Regions from separate parts of the Homo sapiens genome. Here region 1 is linked to region 2. The links are chromatin contacts, found by Hi-C or POLR2A ChIA-PET in ENCODE. All regions are on one chromosome and are shown on one strand. Each heading gives the region's core, a stretch centred on a gene start or an enhancer-like site at or near the end of the contact. The rest is flanking DNA. Distances are from core to core; before and after follow the strand shown. Region 1 overlaps CCDC88C (coiled-coil domain containing 88C). Region 2 overlaps DGLUCY (D-glutamate cyclase).

Region 1 (5,341 bases), core at 1,858-4,357, 120 kb after region 2:
CGCTCTGCTATTTTTGAATTTTTAGTAGAGACGGGGGTTTCACCATGTTGGCCTGGCTGGTCTTGAACTCCTGACCTCGTGATCTGCTCGCCTCGGCCTCCCAAAGTGCTGGGATTACAGACGTGAGCAGCCGTGCCCGGCCTTAAAATATTTCAATCTAAACAATGTTATAAAGAATATCATGGTAGCTAATTCTTTATGCATTCCCTTTTTAAGCTTTTCATATTGACAAACTGCCCTGCAGACAGGCTCTGCCATTTCACCCTGGGAAATGTGTGGTGATTCCCATTTTCCTACCCTTGATCAACATTTACCTCACCACTTTCCCAACTTTGTCAATCAGGCCAAAAATCCTGTTTCGTCATTCTGAGCTGTGTCTCTTTGATTGTGCTTGGGGCTGAATGCATCTTCACCTGTTTATCTATCTCAAACACTTAAACAGCAGCAGAACACCTGCGCCTAGACGATGGGCTTGGTCACCCAGGAACTGTGTGTCCCAGACAAGCCATACTCTGTCTCCAAGCCTCAGTTTCCACATCTATAAAATGGCCTGGGTAATGTGCAGGGTTCCCTTTCAGGTTCAAAAAAAAAAAAATCTATGTGTTCTTTTTCGTTATATCCTATTGTATTGAGGAAGAAAGGACATGCCAGAAATAGCTTTCTTCTCTTAAAAGACTTAACCAACTCACACACTGGGCTACAGTGTCCCAAAGTGTCAAAGACTGCCGGGATGAAAAAACCAAACCGCCGTCCTGAGAACCAATGCTGCGGTTCATTTCAGATCCCTGGGTATAAGTAGTGAATGAATATGCGACCTCCTCCTAAGACCCCTCAACTGAGAAATAGCTAAAATTGGCTTTCCTTGAGATAATGACATCATTGTCAAGCCTCAGAACTGGGAACTGGGGGTTCACTGAACCAGAAACACACCCCGCCCCCCAGCCTGAAGGCAGGGCAGGGAGAGACTGGTGGGTTGGACCACAGGGTCTAAGGCCACTTTCCTGCTCTGGAGGACACACCTGAGAATAAGGCTCAGCGTTGCAAAGCAATCTTCTAAGGTTAAATCCTTCTCCTGCTAGTAAGTGTAGAAATTCATCAATATTTGAAATGGAAAAATTCTCAAAATCTTAGGATTTTTTTTTTTTACTTGAGATCTTTTATTTGGCCCAAGATACTCTAATCCATAGAATAAATATCACCACAGTGACTCACTTCCCTATTAACGTGGAGCTATTCATCAGCCACTTAATTTTAGTTTCGATAAAGAGAAAAGGGGCTGGGCACAGTGGCTCATGCCTGTAATCCTAGCACTTTGGGAGGCCAAGGTGGGAGGTGAGGTCAGGAGTTCGAAACCAGCCTGGCCAACATGGTGAAACCTCGACTCTACCAAAGGTACAAAAATTAGCTGGGCGTGGTGGCACGCGTCTGTAATCCCAGCTGCTTGGGAGGTTGAGGCAGGAGAATCACTTGAACCCAGGAGGCGGAGGTTGCAGTGAGCTGAAATTGCTCCACTGCACTCCAGCCTTGGCGACAAAGGAAGACTCTGTCTCAAAAAAAGAGAGAGAAAAGGGAATGCCCACATGAGTGTTAACAAAGCCTCCAATCAGTCTTTCTGACAGTGCTTGCCGGCTCAGCCCAAGTCACCCACCTCCCCCTTTCCCTTTTGTCGGCCCACAGATCACTGGCAAGTGCTCATCACATGCCCATGCTGGATATAAGAGGCACAGACCCTTCCCAGCCGTCACTGGCTTGTCTTCCTACAATGAGACTCACTTTTTGAAAGGCCACTCACCTGGTACTGTACCCACCACAGGAGCTGAAACACTAAGAAAGCACTTAAGGGCCTGAGATCAGCCCAAACAGAAGTCAGGGTTTGCACAGAAAATCTTTATGTACTCTATTCGCAGCAAAGTCCCCAAATAAACTAATTACATCACACTGTAGAATCATTTGGACAACTCTGGTGATCCATTTCCCCAGCCCAAAGCACATTACAACAGCAAATTAAAAGGGAGGAAAGTGCTAGAGAGGCTCACTGATGGTGTTCTGAGAGCAAGGAAGAGACCAGAAACCTTGCACACACACTAGAGGGCTCAAAACTACACTCTGAGGCCGGGTGAACTCAAACAAATTTACAAGAAAAAAACAAACAACCCCATCAAAAAGTGGGTGAAGGACATGAACAGACACTTCTCAAAAGAAGACATTTATGCAGCCAAAAAACACATGAAAAAATGCTCACCATCACTGGCCATCAGAGAAATGCAAATCAAAACCACAATGAGATACCATCTCACACCAGTTAGAATGGCGATCATTAAAAAGTCAGGAAACAACAGGTGCTGGAGAGGATGTGGAGAAACAGGAACACTTTTACACTGTTGGTGGGACTGTAAACCAGTTCAACCCTTGTGGAAGTCAGTGTGGCGATTCCTCAGGGATCTAGAACTAGAAATACCATTTGACCCAGCCATCCCATTACTGGGTATATACCCAAAGGATTATAAATCATGCTGCTATAAAGACACATGCACACGTACGTTTATAGTGGCACTATTCACAATAGCAAAGACTTGGAACCAACCTAAATGTCCAACAACCATAGACTGGATAAAGAAAATGTGGCACATATACACCATGGAATACTATGCAGCCATAAAAAATGGTGAGTTTTTGAGATGGAGTCTCGCTCTGTCACCCAGGCTAGAGTGCAGTGGTGCAAGCTCAGCTCACTGCAACCTCTGCCTCCTGGGTTCAAGCGATTCTCCTGCCTCAGCCTCCCGAGTAGCTGGGATTACAGGCGCACACCACCATGCCCAGCCAATTTTTGTATTTTCATTAGAGATGGGGTTTCACCATGTTGGCCAGGCTTGTCTCAAACTCCTGACCTCAAGTGATCTGCTTGCCTTGGCCTCCCAAAGTGCTGGGATTACAGGTGTGAGCCACTGCGCCCAGCCAAGACCCTATCTCTATTAAAAAAAAAAAAAAAAAAAAATTAGCCTGGCCTGGTGGTGCACTATTTGGGAGGCTGAGGTAGGAGGATCGCCTGAGCCTGGGAGGGTGAAGCTGCAGTGAGCTTTGATTGTGCCACTGCACTGTAGCCTGGGCGACAGAGCAAGACCCTGTCTCCAAAACAAACAAATAAACAAAAAACACCACAAAAACAAACAACACTCCGAGGCTGTTTGGTGACAGAGCAAACGGTTCTACTCTCTCAGCACCCTGCAATCACACACAATGACAACCCTGAGTTCATTCATTCCCTCATTCATCCCAACACCCATTAGACATCAAGAAAACAATCTGACCCACAGCACAGGTTAGAAGAGTATGGATTCCTGTTTGCTAAGGTTTGTAACAGGAGGGAAAAAGGCTTTAAAGGTAGAGAATTAAGTTTAGAAAAATATTCATGAAAAAAATAAACTCTTTGGTGATGAACAGGTTACTAAGAAATTCACCTCTGCCCTCATTCAAATGAAGCAGAGTGATGCTTGCTCTCACCAGGCTGAGTGAATAGAAACATTTGCTTATTAACAAAAACATCCTGTGATCCCCACCCCTACAGATTCCTACAAAATTTTTTTTTAAAAAGCGCCCAGGGCGGGAAGCAGAAGTTTCCTCATTTCTCATGAGAAGCCGATGCCCAATTTCTTTCAGGATTTCAGTCATAAGAAAAACCGCTATTTCCATAAATCTACCAGATTGTGGGTTTTGAATAGTTTCAAAACACAGCAGAAGATTCCCTCCTGGGTCCTTGCCAGTAAGACTGGCTCAGTGACACAGTCAAGCAGGCCAAGATCAAACAAACCTACAGACAGCTCCCTGCCAAGTACCTACTATGTGCTGGGAGCCAAACCAGCAATCAGAAAGCTGATAAATGCTATGGGAACCCGGGAAAGGAACTTCTAATTTGCAGCAAGGCCCAGGGCAAGGACTCTAAAGGGAATAACCTTTGAGCTGAGTTCCACAGATAAGGAGGAGACAGACTTATCGGGTAGGCAAGTGTGGGCTTTCCAGGCCCAGGGAACAGCACATGCGAAGGCCAAGAGGTAAGAGAGCACGCTGCTTGTCAAAGTATAAGTGCTTTATGGTTACACTTACTCGAGCTGCTGTTCAGAGGGAGAAACGGGGGCAGGTTATAAAACGACGTGAATTTCTACACCAAAAAAGTCACAAGCAACCACTGCGGGCGGGGATCGAGAAACATCAGACCGGACACACTCCACACTTAACACAACTACACTCTGTTGAGAATAGGAGAACCCCTGGGGGAATCCCAGGACGGCCTGAGTCAATAGCTGAGTCTAAGAAAAACCTTACCTTACTACCTGCTTCCTGGAGTCTTGACACAAAGAAATTCACCCCAGCCTTTCTTAGCAGAAATGCAATGCAGGCAGGCCAACATAAGCTATATAGAAAGCTGCAGACGTTAACAGTCATAAGCTTCCAAAACAAAAGGGAAACTGCCTGATAGCACACGTTTCTAAGGGCAGAGGTGAGGATAGAAAAGTAGTTGCACAATTAAAATACACCATCCTCTAAAATGTGCATTATATCAAGGTTTGAAAATTCCCCGACTTGCTAACTCTGAGTCCATGGCAGACATGATTAGTCAATCACAGCACTTTCTGACTTAGGGTGGAACTAGGCCTCAGAATCCTTCTGAACACAGCCCTCCACAGACTACCAGTTAATGGAAGTTAACACATGGAACAAAACCTATCTTCCTTCCATGACTGGTACATAATGTGTATAGTCCTTTTTGACTCCACTCTGGTTCTTTAAGCTGTAGTCATGCACATGTTCAGAAGACACTTTTTTTTTTTTTTGGAGACAGAGTCTCACTCTGTCACCCAGGTTGGAGTGCAGTGGCACAATTTCGGCTCACTGCAAACTCCGCCTCCCGGGTTCAAGAGATTCTCCTGCCTCGGCCTCCCAAGTAGCTGGGACTACAGGCACCCACCACCACGCCTGGCTAATTTTTGTATTTTTTAGTAGAGACAGGGTTTCACCATGTTGGCCAGGCTGGTCTTGAGCTCCTGACCTCAAGTGATTCATCCGTCTTGGCCTCCCAAAGTGCCGGGATTACAGGTGTGAGCCACCATGCCCAGACAGAAGACACTTTCTGATTTCTGGATACAGGAACTAATTCTTGTTGTGTATAAACAATGACTGAGGTGTGAAGCTGGGGATTTAAGCAATGGCAGGCAAGCATCCCTTTCCCTTCCTGCCCCAAACTGCACACTCTCTGCCCTTGCTGGGGTCAAAGGCACAGTGATGTCTCTCCACAGACGAACAGGGGTCAGAGATAAAGCAGTGAAACTGATTCCTCTGTCTTGCT
Region 2 (5,902 bases), core at 2,152-4,651:
CGACTGTCATGGTATTGCAGTGCTTATATTCAAGAACCTCTTATGTGACTCAGTAATGTCCTCAAAGTGCAAGAGCAGAGATGCTGGCAATTTGGATATGCCAAAAAGAGGCCATAAAGGGCTTCCTTTAAGTGAAAAGGTGAAAGTCTTTTTTTTTGTTTGTTTGTTTTTGCAGTTGCAAGATTTAATAGAGTGAAAACTGAGCTCCCATACAAAGGGAGGGGACCCAAAGAGGGTAGCCATTGCTGGCTCGAATGCCTGGGTTTATATCCCGATCATTGTCCCTCCTGCTGTGCTCTCAGGCGATAGATGATTGGCTATTTCTTTACCTCCTGTTTTTGCCTAATTAGCATTTTAGTGAGCTCTCTGATTGGTCGGGTGTGAGCTAAGTTGCAAGCCCTGTGTTTAAAGGTGGATGTGGTCACCTTCCCAGCTAGGCTTAGGGATTCTTAGTTGGCCTAGGAAATCCAGCTAGTCCTGTCTCTCAGTACCCCCTCTCAACAGGAAAACCCAAGTGCTGTTGGGGAGGTTGGCTGACAACTGCTCTAACTGCTTCCTGCTGAATTGGGGCGTAGTAGGGGTTGTGCAGTTGAGATTTCCTCGGGAGGGGTGCCTTCGATGTCATCAACATCGGAGCATGGGCTAGCAGGCCGGTCCAGGGGTCCATGGTAGATCTTAGTCATGGACTGCATCTGGGGCTCCATTTGAAGAACTATTTGTAGTTTTACAGCTTTGATTCTGGAAGAGACAAACTTAACAAGGAGGTTAAAGATAAAGGGATTGAAATGTATGGGCTGCAGTGCAGGGGATTATTTCTTTGGCACACTTCACAGGCCTTGACTATCTGCTTGATAGTTTTGAAAAGGCCTGGTCTAGTAAATAATAATTTGACCATCTGATGGGTGCTATTAATGCCTAAGAGAAAGATATGGTGAAGGGTTTTAAGTAATTTCCATTGGTTAGCTGCAGGCATAAGTATTTTTCCTTCTTCGGTGGCTGGCCATTCTGAGGGGAGGAAACTATGTCCTCGTGAGGTTCCCCATTCTATTTCTTCTGAGTACTGGGGCTTGGTTTCCTGGAGGGGATTACCCTATACTAGGGCTCCTTCTATAAGCATTTCTAATGGAGGGTCCTGCCTTGTGGCTCTTTTGGCTTCAATATCCGCTTGGTGGTTCCTTTCTATTTCCCTTTCCTTTCCTTTCTGGTGACCCCGGCAGTGTAAGACTGCCACCTCTTTAGGTTTCTGTACAGCCAATAATAATCTCCTAATGGCTTCCTGATGTTTGATAGGTGTTCCCTCGGAAGTTAGGAATTCCCTTCCTCTCCATATTGCTGCACGGGCATGGAGGACTAGGTAAGCATACTGTATATATATTTACCCGAAAAGGTGAAAGTTCTTGACTTAATAAAGAACAAGTTCATATATTGAGGCTACTAAGCTCTATGGTAAGAATGAATTTTCTATCCATGAAATTGAGAAGGAGGCTGGGCATGGTGGCTCATGCCTATAAGTATTCCCAGCACTTTGGGAGGCCGAGGAGGGCAGATCACTTGAGCTCAGGAGTTTAAGACTGGCCTGGGCAACATGGCAAAACCCCGTCTCTACCAAAAATAGAAAAAATTAGCCGGGCGTGGTAGTGGGCGTCTATAATCCAGCTACTCGGGAGACTGAGGTGGGAGAATCGCTTGAAACTGGGAGATGGAGGTTGCAGTAAGCCCAGATTGCGCCACTGCACTCCAGCCTGGGTGACAGAGCGAGTCTCTGTCTCAAAACAAAAAAGAAAAAAAAAAGAATTGAGAAGGAAAAAGAGATATGTGCTAGTTTTGTTGTCAAACCTCAAGCTGCAAAAGTTCTGGCCACAATGTGTGGTAAGTGATCAGTTAAGATGGAAAAGGCATTACATGTGTGGGTGGAAGACGTGAACAGAAACGTGTTCCAACTGACAGCAGTCGAGTTCAGTACTATCCACTGGGGATCTTGGAACATACTCCACGTGGATGAGGGGGTACTGTTATCATTAGGGCATAGTCAGGCAGCCGTGCATGGTGGCTCACACCTGTGATCTCAACACTTTGGGAGGCCAAGGCAGGAGGATCCCTTGAGCCCAGAAGTTTGAGACCAGCTTGGACAACATAGTGAAATCCCATCTCTACAAAAAAAGTTTTTAAAATTTGCCAGGCATGGTGGTATGCTCCGGTAGTCCCAGCTACTCATGGGGCTAAGGTGGGAGGATCACTGGAGCCTGGGAGTTCGAGGCTGCAGTGAGCTGTGATCACACCACTGCACTCCAGCATGGGTGACAGAGCAAGAGCTAGTCTCAAAAAAGGAAAAAAAGAAAATGGTAAAATGTGCAAATGTGGAATATATATTTACAAAGTTCTTGGGTTTTACAGAAGATTTACTCCTACCACCACCAAAATATTTATACCTTTGAAATGCTTTTTTTTCCAAACAGCATTTTGTTTACTAAGGCAAAAGAACAGCATTTTGTTTACTAAGGCAAAAGGTCCTTTGAAGAGCCTAACATTTATCACCATTGCTGCCCCTCACCTCACCCCTAACACTATTCCACCTCCTCTCTGTCTGCTCCCCTGCACCCCCTGAGCCCAGACCCTTTAACCTCTTGCATAGGAGGGCAGCCTCACCCTGTGGGTGGGTCAGGCCTCTCCAGTGCTCAGGCGGCTCAGAGTCCTCCTGAACAACTCCAGTCACTTGCCCTTATCTCTTTCACAAGCTCCCACTGCACAGTGCCCAACAACATTAGAAACTGAGTCACTGACCGTGTCCCATTACACTCTTACAATATCCTGTGCTGGTTGCACTGCTGAGTGACGGCTGACTCACCCAGATCAGGGGAGTCCAGCTTCGCAGCCATGGCCCCAAATGTTTGTTGAACCTGCTTAATTTTCATTCATTTCCTTAAACAGGTCTAGTTTCATTCTTTAAGGAGCAACAGTTGTGAGAATAGAACACAGAGGGTAGAAATGAACCCCGCATTGTACACACAGCAGTTAAGCGTGAGGATGTAGCACAGTGGTTCTGGGACTGACTTCAGTTCTCCCTATGCAGGGGCATGATGCAGCCCTGGGCGGAAGTTGCTGGGGCTGGGGCTCTCCAGGTCTCCCTTTGTCATTCTAGGGGAGTTCCCACAGGCAGGGGCTGTGCTCAGTGCTGGTGCGGCAGCAGGGCTGACACCTCCAGCATCCTGAGAACTCAGCCACATGGGGATCTGCGGCATCTCACGGCTCAGTGAAGCCACCTCAGCTCTGCAGCCTCCCTGACCACATGTCCTCCAATTAGGATTTTTGTCCCTGATTTGGGACTGCAGAGTTCCATGTAGCGAGGGCCTCTGATTGAGATTGTACCCCGACGTTTCTGCAATCTTGATGGCTAGAAGAGAGAAGCCCTCACCATGGTAAAGCTGCCAGCACGCTTCTGACTCATGTTTTGGGGGAAGACACAAATGGGTCTTTGGTTTTGCAGTAGTAACAGCAGGGTTCTCTTCTGGCATGGAGGAGTCTGAGGCATAACCATGTAATGGGTTGTCTTCACTGTGGGCAGAAATTCATGGGGAGAGGATTTCAGTTGTTTGGTAAAGAGGCTGACACCAGGTTGAGCCCAGAGAAAGCTGAGAATAAGGGTCCTAGACTCAGTGACACATCCAAACCCCTGACCCCGCTACAGGGAGAGGCAGGCCTGTGGTCCAACATCAGGGGCTCTGATGCAAGGGAGAAGACCCCTTAGCAGGGCCCAGCCCAAGGACCACAGGAGCTCTGCATTCCAGGATCCAGTTTTGATGCTTGTCCATTCCACTGTAGGATTCCTGCTCAGACCTTTAGTAGTTTTGCTCAGCTTTCCTCTTTTATCCTAGCCTTGACTGTGCTTTGAGGAAGCACCTGTATCCATGGGGTGGCCATGGTGAGTGTGGCTGCAGCCTGCAGAAGCTAGTTACAGGGAGATAGGAGATGACATGCAGGGAATGATGGGGTGATTTAAGGCGAGATATGGGCCTGGTGCCAACCAGAATGGATTTGTGGGACATAGGAGCATCACTGGGCATTTCCAAGAACATTGAGGGGAGGTAATCCTGGTGAACAGTGCATAGGATGCTCCATGGATAACAAGGGCAGGCTGGAGACCTTGGCACCTTGAGGGGAGAATGAGCCACACAGACCCTGCAGGAGATGGATCAAAGACAAGTGAGCCAGCTAAGCAGGTCAGGGCTCCTTAGTCCCCTGGAGGTCCTCTGGCCCCTCCGTCACTCAGCAGGGAAAGGCATTCCTCTGAGGTTGTTCCTTGCCCCTCATTGCACGGGCTTTGCTGACCACCAGCCCCGACTTGGTCCAGCCCACTGCATTCTGCTACATCCTGCCCACTCCCTGTGGCTTCCACTGGCTGCACGATGAGGTCTAACTCAGATTCGAAAAACCACTTCCTCTAGGCAAGGTGGAGAGGAGGATGTGGCTTACCAGCAATTCACATAAACTCAATGTGTGTCAGCAATAAGATTTCTCACCAGAAGTAAAGAAGCAGAGAGGAAAATGGGCCTGTTCTCCATGGGGCAGGTCAGACAGACTTGCTCTCACTTCACATTCCAGGCATCGCATTTGAAGAAGTGGATTTTGTTTAGAGGAAGGTACAGAGGGGTGGGTGCTTAAAACCTCTTAAGTTTAGGGCTGGATGTGGTGGCTTATGCCTGTAATCCTGGGGAGGCCAAGGCAGGTGGATCACTTGAGGCCAGGAGTTTGAGACCAGCCTGGCCAACATGGTGAAACCCTCTTCTCTACTAAAAATACGAAAATTAGCTGGCTGTGGTGGCACACGCCTGTAATCCCAGCTACTTGGGAGGCTGAGGCAGGAGAATTGGTTGAACTTGAGAAGCAGAGGTTGCAATGAGCCAAGACTGTGCCACTGCACTCCAGCCTGGGTGACAGAGCAAGGCTCTGTTTCAAAACAAAACAAAAAACCTGTTAAGTTGAGGTGGCTTGAAGAGCTGCCTGTCAGAGACTGGCCAGATACTCACCAATTCTGCCTCTCTTTCCTGCATCCATAGGAAAACTACCTTTCCCAGCCTCCCTTGCAGTTAGGTTGAGGCCACATGCCTGGGATCTGACCAATGGAATGTAAGTAGCAGGGATATCCGCCATTTCCACACTTGGCCAAAAACCCCTGTGAGATTCTCTTTTTGCTGCATCCCCTTACCTGTGTGGGTGAAAAGGGAAGACCCCAAGATGATGGACTCTGGTGATGGGAGGATCCTGAATCACTGCCATCACTTTGGGAAAGACTTGCCAGAAAGCAGCCTCTCGTTGGACTTTGCATGAAATTTTCTGCCCGACCCTGAAATTAGTCATCTTGAGTAGTAGTGAGTTGTCATTGGTGGTGTTTGTTTGTAGACAGACTGGACTATCGTTTTTGGGGAATGCAGAGGGGAGACTTCATGGAGAGGGAACTGAATATTATGACCTCTCTGGTATATGCCAGCACTAATATCTAACATGTAATTTAGCAGTATTCTTCTGAAAGTTGTTGAATTAAAGCAAATGGGATTGAAATCCCAACATTTCCCCAGAGTACTGGGCACCATTATAACCTCAGGATTAAGGCCATCTGTCTTAGCCCATTTTCTATGGCTATAACAGAATACCACGGACTAGGTTATTTATAAAGAACAGACATTTCTTTGGCTTATGGGTCTAGAGACTGGGAAGTCCAAGAGCATGGTGCCAGCATCTGGCAGGGTCATCTCCTGGCAGAAAGCAGAAAAGCAAGCAAGTTCTGAAGAGAGGAAAAAAGGGGGCTGAACTCCCCCAATAACAAACTCTCTCCCACCATAACAGCATTAACCCATGACCTAATACCTCTTAAAGGTCCCACCTCTTCGCATAGTTACAATGGCAA

The links. Hi-C counts contacts between places; a loop is a spot of excess contacts on that map. ChIA-PET counts read pairs that join two places held with the same protein, here RNA polymerase II (POLR2A). Pooled maps may share reads with other maps.
Region 1: a pooled map shows a loop between it and region 2 (7-fold over the local background). The contact joins two enhancer-like sites. A Hi-C loop is called at or near these places in 2 of 37 single-sample maps with no recorded cell type and 10 of 50 pooled maps. POLR2A ChIA-PET finds 5 or more read pairs at or near these places in 2 of 52 experiments (activated CD4-positive, alpha-beta memory T cell and activated naive CD4-positive, alpha-beta T cell).

What each region holds. Positions count from the first base shown.
Region 1 is chr14:91,345,349-91,350,689 of GRCh38, forward strand. The region is part of intron 4 of CCDC88C (coiled-coil domain containing 88C); the gene reads right to left. Among named protein-coding and RNA genes, the nearest start is that of CCDC88C, 70 kb to the right of the region's middle. RefSeq lists an enhancer at 3,914-3,993. Within about 2 kb of position 3,108, at least 3 of the 41 ENCODE cell types and tissues checked have a DNase peak (open chromatin) inside an H3K27ac peak, as active enhancers do.
Region 2 is chr14:91,225,495-91,231,396 of GRCh38, forward strand. It overlaps DGLUCY (D-glutamate cyclase), which reads left to right. Exons shown (of 14, transcript NM_001102368.3): 14 at 1-138. Among named protein-coding and RNA genes, the nearest start is that of GPR68, 16 kb to the right of the region's middle. RefSeq lists enhancers at 2,893-2,952, 2,963-3,242, 3,273-3,592, 3,653-3,742, 4,290-4,339. Within about 2 kb of position 3,402, at least 11 of the 41 ENCODE cell types and tissues checked have a DNase peak (open chromatin) inside an H3K27ac peak, as active enhancers do.